3 separate regions of the Mus musculus genome follow, and regions 1 and 3 are each linked to region 2. The links are chromatin loops, found by intact Hi-C in ENCODE. Cell type or tissue: heart. All regions are shown on one strand.

Evidence for each region. Peaks named below come from ENCODE experiments on the same cell type or tissue, not always from the same donor. Only the 100,000 strongest peaks of a DNase experiment are listed, where the experiment ranks them.
Region 1: a loop joins it to region 2, with 2.6 times the contacts of the local background. A loop is called at or near these places in 5 of 42 quality-filtered maps.
Region 3: it touches region 2 in a loop (11-fold over the local background); 9 of 42 quality-filtered maps call a loop at or near these places.

Annotation. Positions count from the first base shown.
Region 1 is chr7:46,842,519-46,850,518 of GRCm38, reverse strand. Ldha (lactate dehydrogenase A) reads right to left here and starts at 4,715. Exons shown (of 8, transcript NM_010699.2): 1 at 4,602-4,715; 2 at 2,774-2,923; 3 at 1,429-1,546; 4 at 168-341. The coding sequence starts at 2,899. In heart, a CTCF peak has its summit at 3,326; DNase peaks (open chromatin) are centred at 3,808, 3,978 and 4,708; H3K4me3 peaks cover 3,206 bases; H3K27ac peaks cover 3,173 bases; H3K27me3 peaks cover 397 bases.
Region 2 is chr7:46,916,038-46,924,037 of GRCm38, reverse strand. Tsg101 (tumor susceptibility gene 101) reads left to right here and starts at 4,069. Exons shown (of 10, transcript NM_021884.4): 1 at 4,069-4,217. The coding sequence starts at 4,176. It overlaps Uevld (UEV and lactate/malate dehyrogenase domains), which reads left to right. Exons shown (of 12, transcript NM_001040695.1): 12 at 1-822. In heart, a CTCF peak has its summit at 4,299; a DNase peak (open chromatin) is centred at 4,067; H3K4me3 peaks cover 2,815 bases; H3K27ac peaks cover 1,718 bases.
Region 3 is chr7:46,791,751-46,799,750 of GRCm38, reverse strand. It overlaps Hps5 (HPS5, biogenesis of lysosomal organelles complex 2 subunit 2), which reads left to right and starts at 3,870. Exons shown (of 23, transcript NM_001005247.2): 1 at 3,870-4,323. Gtf2h1 (general transcription factor II H, polypeptide 1) reads right to left here and starts at 3,657. Exons shown (of 15, transcript NM_008186.4): 1 at 3,463-3,657. In heart, no CTCF peak of the experiment used is centred here; DNase peaks (open chromatin) are centred at 3,670 and 4,000; H3K4me3 peaks cover 2,629 bases; H3K27ac peaks cover 1,545 bases.

The DNA of each region.
Region 1 (8,000 bases), 74 kb after region 2:
TTCAAGATCATGAGTAAAATTCCTAAACTTTGCAACTACATTCAGAGGCATTTACGCTTTAAAATGAGCTGTTTTAGAAACACAGTCCATACAAAACTGAGTCTGTATACGCACAGTGTAGCTAACGCACCGTGCCACAGCAGGGCGAGCGCAGGCTGGCTGCTCACCTGGATTGGAGACGATCAGCAGCTTGCAGTGTGGACTGTACTTGACAATGTTGGGAATGATGAACTTGAAGATGTTCACGTTTCGCTGGACCAGGTTGAGCCGGCTCTCCCCCTCTTGCTGACGGGCCCCCGCGGTGATAATGACCAGCTTGGAGTTCGCAGTTACACAGTAGTCTAGAGAAAAGAGCAGAAATGAAGGTCCCCTCAGGGAACTTTTCTACCCAAGCAAAGATTACTGCATAAACCTCCAGTGTAGACAGTTCCATCCCATCCCGGCCTCCTGTACACAGCTGACGGAGTCCTGTTTCCGTTCAGACCCTCGCTTTGGTGCATAGTTTTGTTTTGTTTTTTTTTTAATTTATTATATGTAAGTACACTGTAGCTGTCTTCAGACCCTCCAGAAGAGGGCATCAGATTTCGTTATGGATGGTTGTGAGCCACCATGTGGTTGCTGGGATTTGAACTCGGGACCTTCAGAAGAGCAGTCGGCACTCTTAACCACTGAGCCATCTCGCCAGCCCCTGGTGCATAGTTTTAGCTGCAGTCTCTCTCAGAGAGGGATGCCTTTCTCATACATGATCATTGTTAACAGGAAGGAAGCTGGTGCATTTGATTTTCATATCAACTCCTTATATGGCGATTATTTTCTACCCTAAATTAGTGTCTTCTCTTCCCTCACCCCCTTGAGACAGGTACTTCGTCCATGCACCACCACACCCTGCATTCTGTCCATTTGCTTTCATTACACACTTAATTGTTGCCAAGAGCCCAGCCACAGGACAGCTGATCCAGAGAGCTGCCTAGCAGGCAGGAGGTCAGACTTTCAACCGTGGGTTCCTGGCTCACGCCAATGAAGTGTAAAAGGTCAAGCCAAGAACATCTACTGGGCAGGCCCTGGGGGCAAGTCCTCAGCTGTTTTATATGTGACACAGGGCAGCAAGGTTGGGGCTGTCACTCTGCAGTGAGAGCTTGGGCCTGGCGGGTACACGGCCCCAGGATCCATCCTAGCCTTGAAACACACTTGAAACAAATAATGTAAATTTGGAGCTTACTCATGTCCTAATTCAGAGAATTTCCATATATGTGCAAATTAGGTTTCCACTTAAAATCCTCTGCTAGCGATCAAAGCTTTGATAACGTACTGAGAACCAGTGCATAAGTAAGCCAAGGTCCTCCTGTCTTTGAAAGAGCTATAGAGATGGAGGTTCAGGCCCGAGGAGGAACTTAAGTCTGACAGCAAGAGAACCTGGCCACAACCAACCTTTGCTGGAGACAATTTTTGGTGTTTTAAGGAAGAGGCTGCCATGCTGGAGATCCATCATCTCGCCCTTGAGTTTGTCTTCCATGACGTCAACAAGGGCAAGCTCATCCGCCAAGTCCTAAAAGACAAACGGTTTAGTTAAATGGGAAAATAATTCTGATTCTTCTCATTGCTCCCCAAAAGGCCCCGTGTCGTGTCTCTCCTGCAAGCCCTCCATTGGAGCCGGGCAATGTTGGCCAGTACCAAGGCTTCAAATAGGCCTAGGCAGGAAGCTCAGAGTAGACCATTGCTTAGCATGAGACCGTGCGGTGGGGGGAAGGAAGGACTCAATTAAAGAAGCAACACTCCAAGTCAGGAATATCGATGCATGCCCTTAATGGCAGTCAAGTCTCCAAGAAGGAGAAAAACAAACAAACAAACAAACAACTACTTATAGACAGGAGCCCTGTCTTAGTTAATACCTGCAGAATAATAGTATTCTGCAAAGCTAGGTGTGATGTTGCAGACGTATAAACCAACACCCAGGAAGATTGTTCCAAGTTTAAGGCTAGTTTGGACTACATATGAATCAAGAACATTGACTTACCCTGCCTCAAAGTGTTTTCTAATTCAGTGATAAAGTTGTAACTAATTAAATTTTAGCCCTATGATTGATAAGAAAATTAGATCCGAGATGGCTTGGGGGTGTGTGTGTGAAATCAGCTCCTGCATTCGTCTGCTGAGCTGAATTTCATCTCCAGAACCCATAAGGCAAGCGAGAACCAAAAATTTACCCTCTCACATGGGTGTGCTCAGTTATTTTTCCAAAGGAAAATTATATACCCCAGGAAACAGTGGGATTTGAATAGAAGTTCAAGACAACCTATTCAGTAGGATTTTAATTTTTAATCAATATGCACATATAAATTCCAATTCAAAAATCACTTTAGATTTGGGTATATAGGTCAATGGTTACCTAGCATGTTGGAGGCCCTAGGTTCATGTAACTGAGAAAGTAGAAGAAAAGGTATATACTTTGACGCTGTTACTTTGGTGGTTTATTTTATTTTATTTTATTTTATTTTTGGAGACAGCCCTGGCTGTCCTGGAACTCACTTTGTAGACCAGGCTGGCCTCGAACTCAGAAATCCACCTGCCTCTGCCTCGCAAGTGCGAGGATTAAAGGCGCCCGGCTGTCAGTTACTTTGGATAATCCCTTTCTTGTGTATCATTATGTTGCAAAATGTTTCACAGATGACTGAGTGTGTGCAAACCTTGATAGTTTTACATACAATGTGACAATGTAGGGATGTCCTCTCCCCCACACCCCACCCATAGGCTTGGGCCATGAAGGATCTCCACTTACCTTCATTAAGATACTGATGGCACAAGCCATGCCAACAGCACCAACCCCAACAACTGTAATCTTGTTCTGGGGAGCCTGCTCTTCCTTAAGAAGATTCACAATCAGCTGGTCCTTGAGGGTTGCCATCTTGGACTTTGAATCTTTTGAGACCTAAGGGGTATACACCGTGTGTCATTGTAACCTGCCCAAGGTATACTCACCAAGTCCCTGTATTTAAAAAAAAAAAAAAAAAAACGCTGACTTTGCTACCTTTGGACTCCTTTTCCATTAAGTGACAATGTGACAAAGAACAGAAGTGGAAAACCAAGAATAGCCAGCGCCAGGGTGTGGTCTGGCTCTCACCAGGAAGGCTCTCACCTTGAAATGGAAAAATAATACCGAGGTCTCCGTGTACGTGTAGCCGCCTGAGGACTTACTCATCTTGATGAACCCCAAAAGGGGATGGTATCTCCTCTTATATGGTTAGAAAGCTGCCCTCCCGCTCTTCTCCCATCACCCAGAGCCCTACAGCAAGTAGAGCGCCAAGTTGCTCCAGGAAGTACCAAAAATCAAGAGCAGAGGGCGCCAATAACGGCCACAAGGTGCGACCCCAAGGCATAGCAACGTGCTTAAGCCTGCGCACGCGCAAGCTTCCTTCCTAACCCCCCCACCCCCGCAAGAACCCAAGTTGTATGACCAGCCCAGATCCAGAAGACTGGCAGGCGGGGGAAGGCAGTGCGCGTGCGCAATTTCAGAATCAGGTGTCATATATATAGGTCTAGCGACTGCTGGCCATGGATGAGACCTCTGGCAGGCAGTTCGGCGTCAAAGTTTGGCCCTTACTAGAGCCCAAAGCACAAGCGCGGTGAAGTGGAGCTGGCAGCCACCTTAGCCTGGTGCCAGAGTGAGATCTCAAATGCCACTAACAGGATTAGGGCCTTCACCCACCAGGGCGGGGCCTCATTACCCAGGATGTGGCCGCTAAGGGAAATTTCTTCAGTTCCAAAATGGGGATACAATTGCGGAGGGCCTGAGGCCTGGAGCCCACTCCCACCCCCGCGATGGCCACCTTTCCCAGCAAGCACCATGTCTATTTTTGAAATCGTTCCAAAGTGCAAAAGGACTGGACAAGATCTCTGGGCAAGCAGCCTAGGGCCATCAAGCAGGAATCCGGTCTCCTTACAACCGCTGCTATTTCTAGACAGCCTTGTGAGGTCTCTGCTGACTGGGGGCAGGGCGTGGGGCTCTTCCCTCAGAGAATCTACTTCACGCAAACCTCAAGTCTGTGCTCTATTAGGACAGGGTGCCTCTACTTCCCACCTACGACCCGATGGGTGTCGCAGGCCTCTCAGCTACAGGTTTCCTCCTTCCGTCTAGGGTGCAGAGGAAGGACTGCGACTCTTCCCGCTTCCTCTCCGCACGCAGCGCGCTTAGCACGATCCCCAGTCACACCAGGAGCGAGCCTCTTAACAAAATGCGTTTAGGGCAAGAGCGCCCTATAATCTGCAGGAAACAACCACTCCACCGAGCCCACGCAAAGGAAAATGCAAACCGCACGGCTGCTCCGAAGCACCCGCCCCGGACGTGCCAAGGCTTTTTCGGCCCCCATGGGCTCGAGTTACGGGAGCTCAAGTTTCGCACCGCTCCCTCGCCCCCGTTCGGTGGCTCCCAACCTTCAGGCCAGCCACCCCTTAGTCCTCTTTACACGGGTCTCGCCGCCCCAGGCTGGGTGGGGCCGCCTGCTCAGTTCCCCAAAGCACAGTAGCCCACGCGTGCCCAAATCTGAACACCCTGCACCTCCACCCCGGATAGGGACCCCCTGTGCCGGCAGCGTGGGGCCCAACCGTACCGCTAGTGCACGATGGGGGGGCGACTGGCGAGGAGAAGCAGCGTGGCCCGAGCTCGGCGACAGTGGCTCCAGCACGCAGAGCAGCACGCGGGCGGGGCCTTAAATGGAAGCTCCGCGCTGACGTCAGAGTGGGAGCCCAGCGGACGTGCGGGAACCCACGTGTAGGCTGGGCCGGGGGCGGGCGTCCAGCCGGGCTAGGCGCCACCGAGACCGGGGCGGCGCGCGCAGCACGATGTCCCTGCAAGAGTGGCTCCACGTGTGCTGCGACACCCCAAAGAAAGGCCAACCCGACATGCTCCTCAGCCTCAGAAGCAGGAGCCCGAAATGCATCGATCCTCCGCCTCCTTCACCGGAAAACTTGTGAGACTCAGAAAAAACCCTGGTCACTTTCTTCATTGCTGTTCCCGGCGCCGGGAACAACTCCTGGCAAGCAACAGGCCTTCAGTAAATATTGTGTGAAAGCACATGCCAGCACCGTGCCGGTCTATCCGCCATAGCAGCCTATCAGATGGGCCTTTCTCCTGCCCCACTTCCATCTCCCAAACCATGGGGGGAGGGGGGTGCGGCTCAGCTTCTGATGGCTTGCCAGCTTACATCCATATCTGCCCTCTCCCATGCCATCCCGCAGGCATTTGTGTTTAGCCTTACCAAGGAGTATCAGGGCCCTTGCTTGTTTTCACACACCCCCTCTGCCTTTAAACGTCTTTCTAGAGGTCTCATTAAGCTGTGAGGCCAGTTCCTGTTCCTCTCCCAGCTCCCGATCAACCGTATGTGAATCTTAAGGTACTCCACCACTGATAGGATGTGAAATGGAGTTTGCAACTGCTTTGATTTCCTTAGTGATGGGAAGAACTGTGACTTTCAACCCTGCTCACCCATCTCCCCGGAAGGGATGTGTTCACTGCAGATTAAGGTCTATTACAGTCTTGAGCAAGATTTGAACAAGCTGGTTGCAGGGTGCTGGATATGCAGGGATCATGTGAGAGGGAATGAAGCTCACAGCCCCCCCTTATTTTCGCTTGTCTGTATCCCTTGTGATCTCTTTTATAACAAACAACAGGCTAGGAGTGTGGCCAGGACAGGGACACTTGTCTTGCATACACCAAGGCCTGAGTCCCTCAGCAGAGCGCAAATTTAAAAAAATTAAAAAGTCAAACAGTTGGACCTGGAGAGATGGCTCTGCCATTAATATCACAAAAGCTTGTAACTCCAGATCCAGAGGTTCCAATACCCTCTTGACCTTCATAGAGTCTCTCTCCCCCTATATATAGTTAAAATTATTTTTTTAAAAAAGTCAGAACAAGAGAAATGAAATTTAACTTTTTAAAAGAAAAAAGTGAAGGTGAGTTCTAAGAGACACCAGAGCAAGTAGCAAGCAAGAGGAAGAGGAGAGCCTTGTGGATACCTCAGTGTAGAGTGGTGAGGGGGAAGCACAGGTGGAGATGTAGTAACTACTTGTGCTTATGGTCTTAGATTGGGGGCAGTCCCATGGGACTGAACTATTAACCTGTGGAATACAGTGCTCTAAGCAGAATGTAAACTGGGTTATCAGATGCCCAGGCCAGGTTCATCTGCTAGGAAATTGCTTTGTGCGGAAAACACACGTGTGGAAACCTCATGTGCACACAAGCTCCTTTGACCCCAGAAGGATTCTGGGAAGGGATACTGTTTCTTCCCTTCCCTTAGACCCATATACCCACAGAATGGAAACTCCCTCTTTTCATCACCCTATACTGTGGCCTGTGCACCCTTCAGGGACCCCCTCACAGGTAAGGAGTAGGACTCTGGACCCCATGCAGAACACAGATAGGCCTCCTTCCTCTCAGCAGCATTTGTGCAGCAGCATCACAAGGCCAGCTTCCAGAAAGACCCATACTTTGCACTTTCTTGGTTGCAAAGGGAAAATTCACCCCAGCTCCAGGAAAAATGGGACATCGGTTTAGCTCACTACAATGGTTTTCCAGATGCTGCTGGATGCCCAGGGACCACAAACACAGCTGGAGGCATTGAGGGTGAGGCACAGGGTGCCCAAGGGCAGCTTACAACACCTCAGGTCCCCAGGGCTGTGGGACAATGTTCTTATTCAGTGAAGGATGGGGCCTGCCAGCTTGTTAAATATGTCCCAGCTGGGAGAAAAGCAAGGCAGAGAGCCAAGAGGGGGTGGGGTTGAGAGACAGGTAAGACTCCCAGGAAAGGCCTGTGAAGATACCTCAGGCAGGTTCCATTCCACTACACCAAGACGCTTGGTGATCGCCACTCCAAGCACAGCCTCCCTCCTCCAGGCACATCGGCCATGTTCTGAATCCAAGATAAGTAAGACAAATGCTACTCGCAGAGACTAACAGTAGGTGACTTCTGGGTTCGTCTTCATCCTGACTCTGGGGTAGGCAAGATCCTTCCCATTTTCCAGATGAAAAAAAACACAGGATTCAGAAAGAGTACTGGCTTTGCCAAAACCGTGCAATTTCTCAATGATTTCAGCCAGGACTTTAACCTGGCACTGACTGGCTCAAAGCCTATCTATCTCTCTTCAAGATCCTATGCTCACAAAACATAGGGCAAAAAACTACCCAGGGGTTTCAAGGCAGTTTCAGGTGCAGGAGCCACATAGCGGTCAGTGGGTGTCTCTGATGTCTGGCTGCTTCGGCTGTGATGTCATCCTTTTCTCCCCTCACCCTGGCCGGACACCATCTTGCTTCTGATTTTCATGTCTGAGCAGGACCCTCTGCCACCTGGTTTCCTGAGTCTTCAGATGAAAGGTGGCAGATGGCGGGAATTCTCCCCCTCCACAGGCAGGTAAGTCAAGTCCTCAGAATAAATCCATGCCATTTCTTTGTGCCTCCTGTATACCAGAGTCTAGGCTACTCCCCCACACTCCTCAAATGCACTGTCCCATTTCCAGTCTTCCACTCAGGCCGTTCCTTCTACCTGAATACCTGCTTCTCCCTTGCCACCAGACCTGACATCCTGAGCCTGCATAGTCATAGTCAGAGATAAAGTGCCAGGAACTCAGAAATGAACAAGACAGTCAGCGGTGGTGCAGGCTCATAGATCCAGCTACTCATGAGGTATAGAAGCTCATGAGTTTCAGACCAACCTGTACCAGAGAGAGAGAGAGAGAGAATTACAAGCCTTCAAAGACCAACATGGAGGGAACTGAGAGCATCCTCCTCTATAGATAAAATGCAAGCTAGAAGCCAGTCTTGGTGACTCACACACTTGTGATCCCAGCTCTTGAGAGGTAGAAGCAGGAAGATCAGAAGTTCAAGGCTAGCCTTGGATACACAGTGAGTTCAAGGCTAGCCTGGGTTGTAGGAGACTTAGTCTGTAAAACAAGCTCTAACAAAGCCAAACATAAAATAGTGTCACGCTGCCACAAAGAAGTTAAGAATGTTCAGC
Region 2 (8,000 bases):
ATACTCATCATTAGCCAAGGATTTTGTTAGTTTGACCTCATCCCCGGGTTGCAGTACAGAAGCCTCACACTTCTTTGAGTTAAGTAGCAATTGTACGTTCCTCCTCAGTCAGGTGGTGCCATCACAGCCACCTAACTTTGATTTAATTATTAACAGTTACTCTATGTGGTGACTTTCATTTTTTTTCTAATCATTTATTGGTTTGGATGATGTTGACTTGATTAACCTAAATACTGTATTAGTCTCCAAACCAATTGGAAATGTACAGTGTTTGCATATTTCTCATGTGAAGCACAAGGACAGGATCAGAACTCCTGTTCATTCACTAAGGTGATGACCTACCATATGAGAAGGTTCAACTCTATATCAAGTTATAAATCCTGACTTTTTTGTCTTGTTATATTCTGAAATGCAGGCTTTGTGAAAACTGAAAACTTTGTAAAAGATTTATTTCTTCATTTAAAAAAGTACTGTCAATAAAACATTGCTTTTCCTCCTTGCTATGTGAAAGGAAACTTTCATTTTTCCCAAAGCACGCGGAATCTCAAGATTTTTTTTTTAATTTTTTTTATTAGGTATTTTCCTCGTTTACATTTTCAATGCTATCCCAAAGGTCCCCCATATCCACCCCCCCAATCCCCTACCCACCCATTCCCCCTTTTTGGCCCTGCCGTTCCCCTGTACTGGGGCATCTAAGATTTTTATTGGGTCTTGGATTAAAATGCTTTTTGATACTATAAAATATATTTTTTATTTTCCAATTTACATTGTTTCCTTAAATATCAAAAATAATGAATGAAATAAACTTTTATTTTAAAAGGACTATCTGCTGTCTGATTAAGTGAAAGAAGATACATTCAAATTAAAGAAGGATTTCATAGCATTCTCCGAACAACCATATCTTATTCATTTAAGTGACTTAAATATAAGATGAAGAAAGTGGCCTTTATCAGTTATTTCTTTAAAAAAAATTGTTTTGGTTTGTTTTTTTGACACAGGGTTTCTCTGTGTAGCCCTGGCTGTCCTGGAACTCACTCTGTAGACCAGGCTGGCCTCAAACTCAAAAGCTCTGCCTGATCTGCCTGCCTCTGCCTCCTGAGCGCTGGGATTAAAGGTGTGTGCTGTCACCAACCGGTTTAGTTGTTTTTAATTTTAAATGTGACTTTTCAAACAAGATAATGCTATATAGCCATTGCAGGCCGTGATCTCTTGATTCTTCTCCTTTGGCCTTCCAAGGACTTGATTTCTAAATTAAGATGGTCATACCTGGTTAGAAAGCTTCTAAAGCAGTATATTCCATAGTAGTCCTCCAATTCATAGAAACGCTGGTTAAAGGAACTTTAACTACATGTGTAGAGATGCTCTAGTTAAAGGGACTTCTCAGTAAGCTGTAGCTTTAAGAAAAGTTTAAAATGAGTGCTTCTCAGTTATGTTTAAAGACATCGTGGGAGCCGGGCAGTGGTGGTGCACGCCTTTAATCCCAGCACTTGGGAGGCAGAGGCAGGTGGATTTCTGAGTTCGAGGCCAGCCTGGTCTACAAAATGAGTTCCAGGACAGCCAAGACTATACAGAGAAACCCTGTCTCAAAAAACCAGAAAAAAAAAGAGGGAGACATAAGGCATTCAGTGCCCTCCATCACTCATCCTGTTGGCAACAAGCCAGAGAAATTTACTGTACGGACTACCATCGCATTTTCACACTCCATTTAACCATAGAAACTAAATTCCAGGTCCCAGGCCCCAGGGAAGCTAAAGATTTCTCAACAGCTGAACAGCTTTTGTTGTAAGGAAACAGTTGTCTAAGTCCAGACATCTCAAGGACAACTTCTCCATCTTTCGGACAGGGTCAAACTAAGTTCATGTTCCCAGGCCCAGGGACCAACTTTGATCCTAATTGACGGAAACTCCCTTGCTCAACCCATTGTGTCAAAATATGATTGGACAATGCTATAGCCCACCCCACTCCCCCTTGCTTTATGGTTTCATCCTTTAAATAAGCTGTTCAACATCTCTTCAGTGTCCACTCCCAAGTATGCTCTGCTGCCCTGACAAAAAAGTAAATTTTTGTCATCTGCACTGACCTAGCATTTGAGTTAAGTTGAATTTAAGAGGACCCCACAACAGTCTCCTCCTGAGCCTGGGGCTTACCTCTTTGTGAGGCCGGAAGTCAGCAAGCCCCAGCCATCCTTCTTCACCCCTCTTGAAGCTGGTAGTATAGATGTTGCTACAGTCATGGGTGGGAATACCCTGTGAAACCTGAAGTCTGGCCTTCAGACTTGTAGAACAAGTGCTTTTAACCCCTTAAGCCCTCTCCCCAGGGCCAAGACGTGATTTTAAACTGAAACAGTGGGTAGTAGGCTAGACTGGAGTTTGACTGGAGCTAAAGTTACTCAAGGCTGATGTTCCCTTTTAAGATAGAGTATGCTGACACCTGCCACGCACTTTCCCTTAGGCCGTCCGTGACCTTGGATTTAGAAAGGAATTGATTATATACTAAGATCACCCAGATGTATTCTCTTTCACTGCTGTCTATACTAGGCTTTATACTTTAGATGATTGTATTTATAAAATGTATTAAGAGGGCTGGTGAGATGGCTCAGCGGGGAAAAGCTCCGACTGCTCTTCCGAAGGTCCTGAGTTCAAATCCCAGCAACCACATGGTGGCTCACAACCATCTGTAATGAGATCTGACGCCCTCTTCTGGAGTGTCTGAAGACAGCTACAGTGTACTTAGACATAATAATAAATAAATCTTTTTTAAAAAATAAAAAGTAATAAGAATTGATGGTTAATATGTCGCTTTTTATTTTAAAGATTATTTTACCAGCATGAGTGTTTTGCCTGCACTGGATGTGTGTGTACCATCTGCATTCCTGGTGCCCATGGAGGCTATCAGGAGTCCCTGTAACTGAGAACCTAACCCTAACCCTCTGCAAGGGCAACAAGTACTCTTTACTGCTGAGCTATCCCTTCAGCCCCTCTAACAAGCATTTATTGGAAATAGAAACTCAATTGAGATTGAGTATCACCTCTTGTATTCTACAAGGCAATTAAGATCTGAAAATTGGGCTGGTGATGAGGCCAGCCTGTCTCCATTTTTAGGCTTGAAAGCCATCAGCATCGTTCCTGTTTATGATTAAATCTGTTTCTCAAGGGTTTGGGCTATGCCCCACCTGTAACCTTATCTTCAAATGTTTCTATACGGCACCCAATGCCTTTGTTTCAAAAGGTTATTATGACCACCTGTCCTTATAACCACCTGTCATGGTCACTTTGTCATGAGTACCTTGTTAAGACCCCCTTGCAACCACGTCTTTGTTTCACAAGATGTGTTATGGCCATTTTGTTCTGTTCCTGTAACCCGCCTATGTACCTGCCAAATCACCCATTTGGAAACTCCCTACCCCTGAGCTATAAGACCAATTTTCTAGCCTATGTCCAAAGCTGACTTCCTGTACACAAATTAAAAGGTTTTAATTAATTGCTTGCTTTAATTAATTTGGCTATGATGATTTGGGTCCATGATCTTGCTCCTTGCCTTTTTGGGATTAACACTGGAGAGGCTTCAAACTCAGAAGTTTGAAGGGGTAAATTCTTTATAATCTGAAAAGAAGCCTGCCCTCAAGCAAGGCAGACTGCGGCCTGTCTAATCTTTATGTGGGCACACTGGAATTGTTAGGGGAAAGTATCCAGAGGAGAAAATTACCGCATAGCTTCCTAACGGGGGAAAAAAAATCTCCTTTGCCCTTGCGAACTTGACATGAAGGGCTTTCGAGCGTTTAAACTGCAGTAACAAAAACGGATGTGATAATCAGAGGTGCCTCGGGCGCAGTCACCTAAAAGTGTCTAGAGTGTCCACGAGCTAGTTCTGTGAGCGACGCGAGCCCAGGACCTTCCGAGCCGCAGCGGGTGGCAAGGCTCGCGAGAGGGCCGGGACTTCGGGACCGCGAAAGGCTTGCAAACAACCGCACCACGGGCACCCGTGGACCGGACCTGATCTCTCGCCCGACTTCGCACCGCAGACCAGCGGCCCCGGAAGTGACGCGCGGGAAGCGGAAGCACAACGTGCCGGCTTCCTGCTTCGCAGGGGCGGGGCGGCGGCGGCGGCGATTGTCTGGCGGCCTGGGGCGGCCCCGTGGCGCCTACCCTCTGCCTGTGGGGACGGAGGAGCGCGCCATGGCGGTGTCCGAGAGTCAGCTGAAGAAGATGATGTCCAAGGTGAGCCCGCGCCCTACGGGGCGGCCCCGCGGGCTGGGCTAGGCCGCCTTCCCTCTGCGGAGCGGCCCTTCCCGCCTTCGCCTCCATAAACAAAAGCGGGGTCGTGCCTGGCGCGGCCGCTGCTGTCTGCCCGGCGCTGCTGACGGTCCCCGCCGGCCGGAGCCCGGCCCTGCTCAGAACCAGTCCCCGCGCGCCTCTCCCCGGCCCAACCCGGCACATCCCACCGGAGCTCGGGAACTCTTGGTGCAATTGGTTCGCTGAAGTAGAGCAGCCAGAAAATCGAGCTTGGCAGCCCTTCCCCGCTCCAGAGAACTCTGCAGTTGCATTCCATTGTTTGCATTAACTGTGATTAACGCAGTTGTTTGCTTGTTTACTTTGAGTTGAACTTAAAAATTCTTACTGCTTGACTGGTTGTGGGTTTTTTTTTTTTCCTCTCACTTTTTAAAAGGCCTTTTGGATATTTTGCACATTAGCTACTTAGTACTTAATACTGCGCATCGGACTCCAGAATGCCTTGCTTTTTGTAATTTACCAAATTTAATTGGAATGAAATTTATGTAACGTAGTTGAGCCCTAACTCCTTTAGTCATTGAAGTTGACTTTGATGCTCTTATCAGAGCAATAATAGAGATCGTGGGGTTAAGAAGTTTCTAGTTTACAAGGAAACACGAATACGCTGGGCGTGGTGGCACAGGCCTTTAATTCCAGCGCTCTGTAGGCAGTTGACGACAGATCAGGACAGATTGTGAGTTCCAGACCAGCCAGGGATACACAGTGAGACCGCATTTCAAAACATAAAATTTTTCTTTTCTTTTTTTCTTCTTTTTTTATTCTTTGTAAAACTAGATCTTTTTTAGTAAAGTCATTTCCCTGAGTCCTTGAAGACCAAACCTCTTGTCTCTTGGTTGTCTAACCATTTAATCTTTTAGGCTTCCTTTTTTTTTTTTTTTTTTTCCCTGTAGTTATCTGTAATGACACAGGGGTCTGGGGGAATGTACGAGGTCCCGGTAAAGGTCGATATAGTACTGTTTTACCTTCAAATCATTTGTTTTTCAAAGCCTCAATTAAGCTTTTAGAAGATGTAGCCCATTAACTTCATCTGATTGGGGATCTCTGTCCTTATCAAGACATTCTGGCTCACCCAGAGAGAGAGACAGACAGTTTTGGTGTTTTAACCTCGCTTCAGATCATTTTTCTCCTTTGAACATCATCTTATCTCCCATCCTAAGCAGACTTTTTTAGCACCATTTTTGGTTGTGATTTTTACCAATTAAGTATATTTCTACAGTTAGTCTATCGTTCTTTATGCAAATAACTCTCTACTTTGTTCATACCAGTAACCTGTTTTTTACATACAATGTTTTACAATAGAAGATGAGTCACTACTAACTGGGGAGGAGAAAGTGGTCATAATAAAAGTTGTTATTGAGTTTGAACTGGTGCCATACATGTTTATGGGTTGGGAGGCAAAGGGAGGTATATCTCTTGAGTTTGAGGCCAGCTTGGTCTTCATAGTGAGACCCTGTCTCCAAAACACAAGCTGCTATTGTTCCATAAATTGTAGGGATCTGACAGTGGGATCAACCAGACTAAAACCTGTACTTCTGAGCTTGATTACGTGGAAGCCACTATCAAAGTCATGGCAATAGCATTGGGAAGTTGACAACAGCTTTGGAAAGTAAAGCGAGAAGAGATGGTGGTGGCAGTGACAGTGCTGAGGCTGTGGCTTTCTTTTGCATGGTAAGGGGAGGGCTTTGTGAGAAGTCTATTTGACCAGAAACCTGAGCATAGAAGGAAATGAGCTCTGGAACAGTCTGGGGTAAGGACAGTTCTAGGAAGAAGGAAAAACAAGCGCAGAGGCTTGAAGCAGAAGTTCACCAGCAAAAGGCTGGTAGCGAGACTGACTGAGCTACAGGAAGTAGTGCTGTTTGACATTGAGCTTTAGTGATGTGAGAGATTTTGAAGGGCCTTGTAGGCCAGTGTAAGGATTTTGGAATTTGATTGGATTGTGCTAAGAAACAATTAAGTTTTTGTTTTTTCAGTTATGTGTATGGAGCCAGATATAGTGGCACACATCTTTAATAACGGATCTCTGTGAGTTTTCAGGCCGGCCAGGTCTGCATATTGAGGTCCAGGCTGGCCAAGGCTACACAGTGAGATTCTGTCACCAAAAACACACCTCCATAAAAACAAAGAGAAATGTAGGGATATGTGCACATGAGTCCCATACACACACAGGCCAGGGCACTAGATCCCTCTGTATGGGTGTGTGCACATAAGTCAGGTACACACAGAGGCCAGGGCACTAGATCCTTCTGGATCTAGAGTTATAGCTATTTGTGAACTATCTAACAAGCAAGAGCAGTATGTGCCCTTGACCACCAAGCCATCTCTTTAGCTCTCCCCTGCACCCCCCCTTTTTTTTTTCTTTGAGAGTCCCCCTACCTAGACCAGGCTGACTTCTAAGAGAGAGCCACCTTACTCTGCCTCTGGTGAGACTAAAGGCATGATCCATAGCACCCAGCCGAGTTGAAACAGGGGTACCCTAGATGCTCTACTAAGACTAAGGTTTAAGAGTGGAAGTAGAGACAACGCTGCTGCAGCTCACTTAGACCATAGTTACAGCTATGGAGGTAGAAGTCAGACTCTGGAGGTAGATGTGTACAAACATTCTTTTTTTTTTAAGTGTATGTATGTATGTATGTATGTATGTATGTATGTATGTGCATAGACACGTGGGTGCCCACAGAAGCCAGAGGAGCGTTGGAGCTCCTGGAGCTGGAGTTATAGGCAGTTCAGAGTCTGCCACTGTGAGTCTTGGGAACTGAATTTGCAAGAGTAACAAGTGCCCTCAGCCACTAAGCCTTCTCTTCAGCCCAAGATTCTGGATGTATTTTGAAGGTAATGCTGAGCAAGACTTGTTGTGAATAGAGCAGGAGATGCTCAGGACAACCTGAAGGCTTGGTACCTGAACAGCAACTATGTATTGTGCTTTTTCCTAGATAAAATTCTCCCTGTGAGAAGATTTAACTTACCAGTTACATTCAGTAAGAGGTTAATAATAATGTAACAAGATAGAAAAATTATAAAAGATAGCCTAATACTATTTCTGGCATTACTCCTCTTGAACTTGAGGCCCACTGAGTAAAGTAGTTCCTTGAACACAAGCACTAGGACAGTCACTCTTAGGCCAGTCAGTCACTAGCAGGCAGGGTAGCCTATATTAGTGTGGATATGCTGGGCAAAGAGATGACTCACTTCCTGGGCGGGACAGTAGGACTGGGATTTCATCAAGATGTCATGCTACTTAGAAATGCAGTTTAGCGCACCTTTAATCCCAGCACTGGGAGGCAGAGGCAGGTGGATCTTTGTGAGTTCAAGGCTGGCCTGTTCTCCGTGAGTTCCAAGACAGCCAGGGCTACCCAGAGAAACCCTGTCTTGGGGGGTCAGGGGAAGAATAGTGCAATTTAATGTATATGAATTGTTTATTTCTAAAATTCCCTGGGGTTTTGTTTTGTGACACAAATGTTTATTGGTGAAGGAGAGGGGCATCATTCCTTCCTCATGACTGCCTGCACATAGCTCAGCTCCTCCTTTCTCTCTTCTCGGATATACCTGTCCATCCTCCTGATGAAGTTGAGTGCTTTTGTCCTTGGATACCTTGAGCAGCTCCATGGCACACTGTTGACTGGGTGCAAAGCTGCAAACCTCCCAGCTCATGTCCCACATGAACTTGGTGTGCATGTGCTTGGTGAGGCTTCCTTGCTGACGTTCTTTATCACC
Region 3 (8,000 bases), 120 kb after region 2:
ATCCTACAGCACAAGCTTCCAATGAACTGGGCTAGGAAACTCACAGAAGCATCTGTGAGTGGGGAAGGTGAAGAGGCAAATGGGTGAAGACAACCTGGAAAGTATAGAGTTCACTACATCAATACAACTGACTTTTAGTACTTAACCACGGCCCTTCTTAATAACACAGAAACCATTTCAACAAAATGTATTCAGGGCAGGACTGAGATGCAGCTTAGAGCTGAATGCTGACTGGCCCAGCCTTCTCCAGGTCCTGGGTTAGTCCTCCCTTTCCTCCATTATAAATTTAAAAGAGAAAAAAAAAATTATTGAACAGTGGGTACAACAGTCAATTGTCTCAAATAATTTGCTTGCCAGTTTCTCTGGTCATCTGTAGCATCTTTGTTAACTGTAAAGAGAATAAATTTGGGAGAGCTAACAGACACATTAGGGCCACTTTACTATGGTTTCTGTGATTTTCAGATTCCTCGGAGGGGTTTCCTTGGGTTCTCCCCAGTAGAACTCTGTAAGAGCTATAGTGTTTCTTTTATTTAAAATATTACTGTAGGCTACTTTAAATTCCATCTGGTCAATGAAAAGATGCAATATTTTATGAAATTATCTGTCACAAGACTTTTAAACAGTAAGATCCCTTAAGAAAGGCATGAATGCATTCCTTGTTATAACCTTGCCCGAAGCTGCATGTGAATGTCTTTGTTCTCAAGACTTGATACATTTTTCTCTCTCCCCTCAACTGGTTTTCAGTCACAAAAAAAATTTTTTTTGCAGTAGATTCTAATCTCTGAAGTCATTATTGTTTTCTAATACTCTCTTATAGCATTTACCACAACTTGAATTTAATTTTTTAAGCAATTCTCCCTGAGGCAGCATACACAGGACCTTCTCAGGTCTGCACTAGGTCCTCTGAATATATTATGCCTTCCAGTTTGGTGTTTTTTGGAATTCCCGAGTGTGTGGACGTGTGGGTCTTTGCTTCTCTCCCTTTGAATGCAGATGATTTAAACTGGGTGTGGTGGCTCAAGCCTGTAATCCCAGCACTTGGGAGGCAGAGGCAGGTGCTACCAAGAGTTCAAGGCCAGTTTTTGTTATACTGGAGGACCCCCACCCCTCAAAACAAAATAAAACCTACAAATAGGTTCAAAATACTTTCCTGAGCTGTTTTCATAAGCCACTGGGCTATCACTAGAGGTTATTTCTGCCTTGTATTTATCTCTTCATGTGAATACTCTAGTTTTGGTTTTTAAGAATCTTAAAGGGTAGCTGGGCATGGTGGCACATGCCTTTAATCCCAGCACTCTGGAGTTTGAGGACAGCCTAGTCTACAAAGTGAGTTCCAGGACAGCTAGGGCTATACAGAGAAACCCTGTCTCGAAAAACAACAAGAACAACAACAAAGGATCTTAAAGGGTAATGAATTATGGAAATAAATGATCCCTGAATGGAATACTTGGAAGGCAGAGGCAGGGGGATCCCTGTGAGTTCCAGGTCAACCTGGTCTACAGATTGAGGTCTAGGATAGCCAAGGCTGCACTGCACAGAGAAACCCTCTCTTAAAAACCAAAAACCAAAACAAAACAACAAAACAAAACAAACAAAAAACCCCAATAGAACAAAACCAAAACAACAAAACAAAAAACAAGAGAATAAATAGAATTTTAGGGTTGGGGGCTGGAAAGATGGCTGAGTGGTTGAGAGTGCCAACTGCTCTTCCAGAGATTCTGAGTTCAGTTCCCAGCAACCACATGGTGGCTCATGCCCATCTGTATGGGATCTGATGCCCTCTTCTGGTGTGTCTAAAGAGAACAATGGTGTACTTATATACATAAAATAAGGAAATCTAAAAAAAAAAAACAATATTAGGGTTGATAATTTTGGCTTAGTGGTTTTCAAAATGTTTTTAGGTGTCCTTAAAAACCAAAAAAAAAAAAAAAAAAAAGGGCCTGTGCCATGAACTCCCAGCTTCGATGTAGTTTTATGTTGGAATTCCAGGCATAAATTCATGGAAGAAATGTTTCATGTCTTTAAAATGTTTGAAAATCACTGGGGCTGGAGCAATGACTCAGCCATTAAGAGCACCGGCTACTCTCCCAAAGGACCCAAGGTTCAATTCTAGCACCCACATGGCCATTCACAACTATACTTCCAGTTCTAGGGGATCTGACACCACCATAGAAACCCACAGGTAGACAGAACACCAATATACAGTAGTAAAATCAACCAACTTAAAAAAAAAAGGAAATCACAAGTCTAGGGTTAGGTGTGGTAGTGTACACCTTTAATCTTACCATTCAAGAATCAGAGGCAATCGATCCCTGTGAGTTCAAGGCCAGTCAGGGCTGTTATACAGAGAAAACCTGTGTGGGAAATGGAGGGTCAGGAGAGGAAGGAAAGGAAGTCACAAGGCTAGATATTGAGAATATTGATTGGAGCCAAGCCCTTAGTGTGCTTCAAGCCAGTTTTCTGTACCCAGGCCTGCATGCTTACCAAGCAATTTACATTGGGCTCTACCTACAGTCCTGTTTTTTTTTTTTGCCAGTTCTGGAAATGAAACCCAGGATCTTACAGGTGCCTAGCAAGAACTCTTAGCTTTAAGCTGCATTCCTAACTCAGAAACCTGTTTTACCATATTTTAAACTGGTGTCTTTAAATGGACAACATCAAAAGACAGAAAGCCAAACCAACCAAACAAAAGCCAACAACGAAGAACAAAAACAAGCAAACAAAAATCCCAAATTAAACTGTGTATACGTTGAGGACACAACTTCCGGAGATCGGTTCTCCCTCCACCACGTGGGTCCCAGAGATGGAACTCAGGTTTGGCAGCAAGCACCTTTACCAGTTGAGCCATTTCACTGTAGCCCTGGGCATACGTTTTAACATCTTTTCCCCACCCTTGTTTTGCAGATGGTAAAATAGACATGTGAGGTCAACTTCACATGAATTTAGTTTCTAAGAACACTGGAGAATTTATAAAAATAATCACATACTTCCATGTATTGATGGTTCACTTTACACTACATGACTGTCAAACTGGTCATAGCTAGAACTGGGTGCGTGGCTCAAGTTTTAATAACAGTTTGAAGAGCAGGATGACAGGTGGAAGCAAGAAGGCACGAGGACACCAAGGTTAGAGGACTTCTTTAACAGGAAAAGAAAGCCTCTCCCGGGCAGGCTCCCTAACGGGAAGGGCCTCGGTGTCTCGGAGAAGCCTCACTTCCTTCGTTCTCAGGTGAGTCTGATCCTTCCAGTCCCTCCCAGCGGAAGAACCTAATGCCTTCGGGCAGTAGATTAAGGGTCAGGGCACCTCCTTCCCATTCCGGGAGAAGAAAGGCAAACCACACAGCCAGCCTGTAGTGTCGTGGAGACGACTACAGCGAAGGGCTCGATCCGCCTGGCCCCGCGCCCCCGGGGCCTGTCAGACCCTCCACGCCCGCCCAACCCCATTCTTCGGTCTCAACTTACCAGGTGGGAGCTACGGTCTCTGGTCTGGGGCGCGGGAAGCGCGTCCCGTCGGATCTGCCTCCGCCGCGCTTCTCACAGCCGCTGCACGGAGGAGGCTGAACCCCTGCGGCCGCAGCCGTCGCCACCGCCTCTGTTGCCGGGGGGTCTCGCCTCCATCGCTGGCTGCGAGGGCGCTGAGGGCACGTGACCGGAAACGCCGGGGCGGGCCTCCGGAGCACGTGACCACCACCGCGGCCGCCATGACACCTTCCGCTAGCTCCCGCCCTCCCCCACCGATTCCCGCCTGTTTCGCTTCTCCTCCTCCGGTCTCGAGCGGCGGAGAGTTTCGGGGATTCGGCTTGGCTCGCCTTTCTCCCTAGAGAGCATCCGGTCCGGCTCCGTGGTGCGTCGTCGGCCCGAGGCGGCTCCCAGACTGCAGGCCGCAGGGAGCGGAATCGCGACCCGCGGCTGGAGGGGGAGGGAGCACGCGCGGGGAGGGGCGTGATCGTCACGTGACGAGGAAGTGCCGTTAACAGCGCTTTCCTCCGGTCCCTGGCGCCCCTGGATGACGTTGCCAGGGAGGGGGCGGGGTGACAGGGTGTGTGAGGTTCAGGTTCCGCTGTCAAGGGGTGTTGAGTGTCTGTGGAGCCTGCTCGGTGAAAGCGATCGCTGGTCTCTGGGGGGGGCGGAACTCGGCCCGCTAGTCAGCCTGAGGTTCTGTGAACCTGGCTTGGAAAACCTGCTTCCTGGACTTCTCCAGAGTGACAGCTGCGGTTTAAAGTCATAAAAGTTAGCTGTGATTGACGGGAGCTCCTTGTGGTCAGGGACTTGGTCTGCTGCGCATCCTTCATCTCCAGCAGCGCCTCCAGGGCCTAGAACACGGTAGGCACTTAGAACGTTGAATGAATGAATGCATGCAAGCATGAGCGAGTCGTTAAGTTTTCTGAGGTAGAGTTTCCTGATCATTATTGGATAAGGAAGTTCCTATTGTGGAAATAAAGTCTATTAACTCCCCTTTGCATAATTTCTTCAATCGTTGTTACTTTGCGTCTTTCGAGCCTTTCCTTCCACGCACCTTGTGGGATTAGATACACCATGGTTTGCTTTGGCTTTGTGAGCAGCAATCACTGTCTACCACTCTTGAATTATAAAAATAATCTTGGGAAGTGAGAAAGATGTTTCGATCTCACATAAATTCTACTTTCATTTATTATTGGGGGAGAAGGTGGCATGGCACCGCAGTTTTTTTGTTTGTTTGTTTTGTTTCTGTTTTTTTTGTTTGTTTGTTTTGTTTCTGTTTTTTTGTTTTGTTTTGTTTTGTTTTCTCGAGACAGGGTTTCTCTGTGTAGCCCCGGCTGTCCTGGGACTCACTCTATATACTTGACTGGCCTGGAACTCAGAAATCTGCCTGTCTCTGCCTCCCAAGTGCTGGAATTAAAGGTGTGCTCCACCACTGCCCGGTTGACACCTCAGCTTTTTGTAATTGGTTCTCTCCTATCTTTCTGTGAGTTCTTGGGCCCCTGGGATCACCAAGCATAGCAATAAACCATTTCTTGGGCCCTCCTCTTCCTCCTCCACGTTTGCCTTTATCATTATTATTATTATTATTATTTTTAGCATTGTGACCCTTGGGAAAGCCAACCTTTTAAAAAGATGGTAGATGTTCACTGATTTGCCATCTTCTAAGAAGCTAGCATTTTAAAGTTTTTTCTTCCTAGTAGCACACAGAGGTAATGTTTAAGCTCAGTTTTTTAGAAAACTTATTGGTTGAGAATATTTAATGAACCGCATAATTAAGGCTCCAGAAATTCACATTTATGGACAGAAGAAGGAAGGGAAGAGTTCAGGATAGCTGAATAATAGGGTAAGATGGGAGAGGAAGCTTAGAAAAGAAGAGATGAGATCACATTTGCTTTTAACGAGTACTAGCTAGAAGTCAGTTTTAAGTCTCCTCTATTCAGAATGTCAAGAGAGAGGTTTCTTCTTCCCACAGATTTCCTGGGTAGTAGGAAGGCTTGACTTTCACTGACTTATCACTCCTTACTTTAACATCTCTGTATCCTAGCATCTGCCCATACACTTTACAGAAACTGTACAAACTCCTCATTAAATCCTTCCGTGACTCTGTGACCTACTGTCTTGGGTTTAGGTTCCTTGGTTTAGAGTTGGAAGTGTTTTGTACCTTGAGCCCAAATTTGCATTTTATATTTAACCGAGGACTAAAGTCCAAGGTGGGTAATTCTAAACCGCATCCAGCACTTTTGCTGTCTCAGCTCTGCCAGCTGCCTTTCCCTCCCTCCTAACAAACGCTGGCCTGGGAGTATTTCTTTAGGAAGTTTTCTTTGACTTGCTGTTATCCTTTAGGAGAATTGTATGTGTGTTTGTACACATGTATGGTGTTGGTGACTTTCTTTTTGACTAGAATTGATTTCCAGAATTCTTTTATTTATCCTCATGATTACGCTTATTATTTTACTAACTACTCAATAAAATAAGTGACTAAAAATTAGTTTTCTTGGATAAGGAATTGTTAAATATTTTGAATGTTGTCATGCTAAATTTTTTGGGGGGGTGGTTTTACTTATTTATTTATTTAGACTTGTTTCAGAATACAATTCTTGCAGAGGTCAAGCTGTAATAAGAATATGTTACTAGCAGAGAATAAAGCTGTATTATATGTATATAATTTAAAAAGTCACGTTGAAGGACAGGGGCACAGTCAGTGATAGGAGACATGCCCAGTATGTAAAGATCTTGGGTTTTATTCTCTAACACCAAAAATAAGGAAAACAAACCTCCACATGTTTCTGAATGCTTTCCCAAGGGCAGCTGTGCTCTGAGAAGATGAGGGCTTTGTTTCCCCCTCTGTTATCTCTAGAACAATGCCCAGCATATGAGTGATGCTCAGTATGTATTGCCTGAATGAATGTGCTTCTAAAATAGTGTCAAAAACATAAATCATAGAAAAACCAGATGCTTTTGAATTTTTCCATGTATCTGTTTGCTTTAGAATCAATCTTTCTTTCTTTCTTTCTTTCTTTCTTTCTTTCTTTCTTTCTTTCTTTCTTTCTTTCTCCCTTTCTCCCTTTCTCCCTTCCTTTCTTCCTTTCTTCCTTTCTTCTTTCTTTTTTCCAAGACAGGGTTTCTCTGTGTAGCCCTGACTGTCCTGGAACTCACTCTGTAGACCAGGCTGGCCTCGAACTCAGAAATCCACCTGCCTTTGCCTCCTGAGTGCTGGGATTAAAGGCATGCACCACCACTGCCTGGCTGCTTTAGACTTTTTAATTGTTTTTATTTTTGTGTGTATGTGGTATATGTATGTGTATGGGGACACCTATGTCCATGTGCATGTGGAGGCCAAGAAGGATACCATTTTGTGTCTTCCTCGATGTCCTTCCATGCCTGGCTTTTCTGTGGATGCTAGAGGTGCACGCTCAGGATCTCATGTTCATACATCAGGCTCTTTACCCACTGTCTCATCTCCTTGCTGCTGCTGCTCCTCCTCCTTTTCTTCACTAACTTGGTAGGTAGCAAAAGATTGGGAAGTTAGAATGAATGAGTAGAAGGTTTTGAAGTTGCTTGGCATCAGCTACGGTCAACTGCACTGAGTTCTTTGCCATAGCCACTGAGGGCAAGCCCCTTTTGGGTCCATTTCTTTCAAGCTGTTTCCAGGTAAATTTCAAAAAACAGCAGAAAACTTGCATTCTGGTCACTGGAGCGATTTGATTATAAGGTTTCCTGCTTTCATAGAATTAAACCAGGACTCACGTGCTTTGAGTGGTGACATCATATACCATCATGACACTGTGACAAGTCTATCTGTGGAGTAAAATCTCATGAGGATGATGGGAACCTCATTGTAAAGCCTGCAGGTCCTAGCATCATGTCCGTGGAGAATGCTGGACCAGTCACCAAGTGCTTTCTTTTTTTTTTTTTTTTTTTCACCAAGTGCTTTCTTGTTTGTTATGTGCACTGCCAAGACTGATTGGAAGGCAACCATATAGTTTTTGCTCATATGAAAGATGAATTGAGCATCTATGAATCTGTCAAAGACCAGCAAGATCACCAACTTCTTTTTATTTTTTTCATGGAAATTGGTGACATTTGGCCTCCTTCTCTCCCCAAAAAAGTGTACTTGAGAGCAGTTGAACAGATAAAATGGTTCATCTGGCACTTACTTACTTCCTGCTTTATATTGTTAGCTTACTCATTCCTCCCTGGTTTCTTTTGTTAAAGCTTTATTCTTAATTAATTAATTAACTAATTAATTAAAATATAGGGTGTGTATATGAATAATGAGTGTGAGTGCCACAGAAGGTAGGTGTGTGTGTGTGTGTGTGTGTGTGTGTGTGTGTGTGTGTGTATAAGTGTGTAAGTAATTCAGAGAACTTCTGTGAGTTAATTCTCCCACCAGGTGTGATCTAGGGATTAAATTTAGGTCATCTCAGACTTGACAATAAGCAAGTCTGGGCCATCTGGCCAGCCCCAAAGCCCTTATCTTTGAGGTCCAGCTCTCTGTGCTCACGTCTCAGTAGTTGCATTTGCTGTTCCGGCATCAT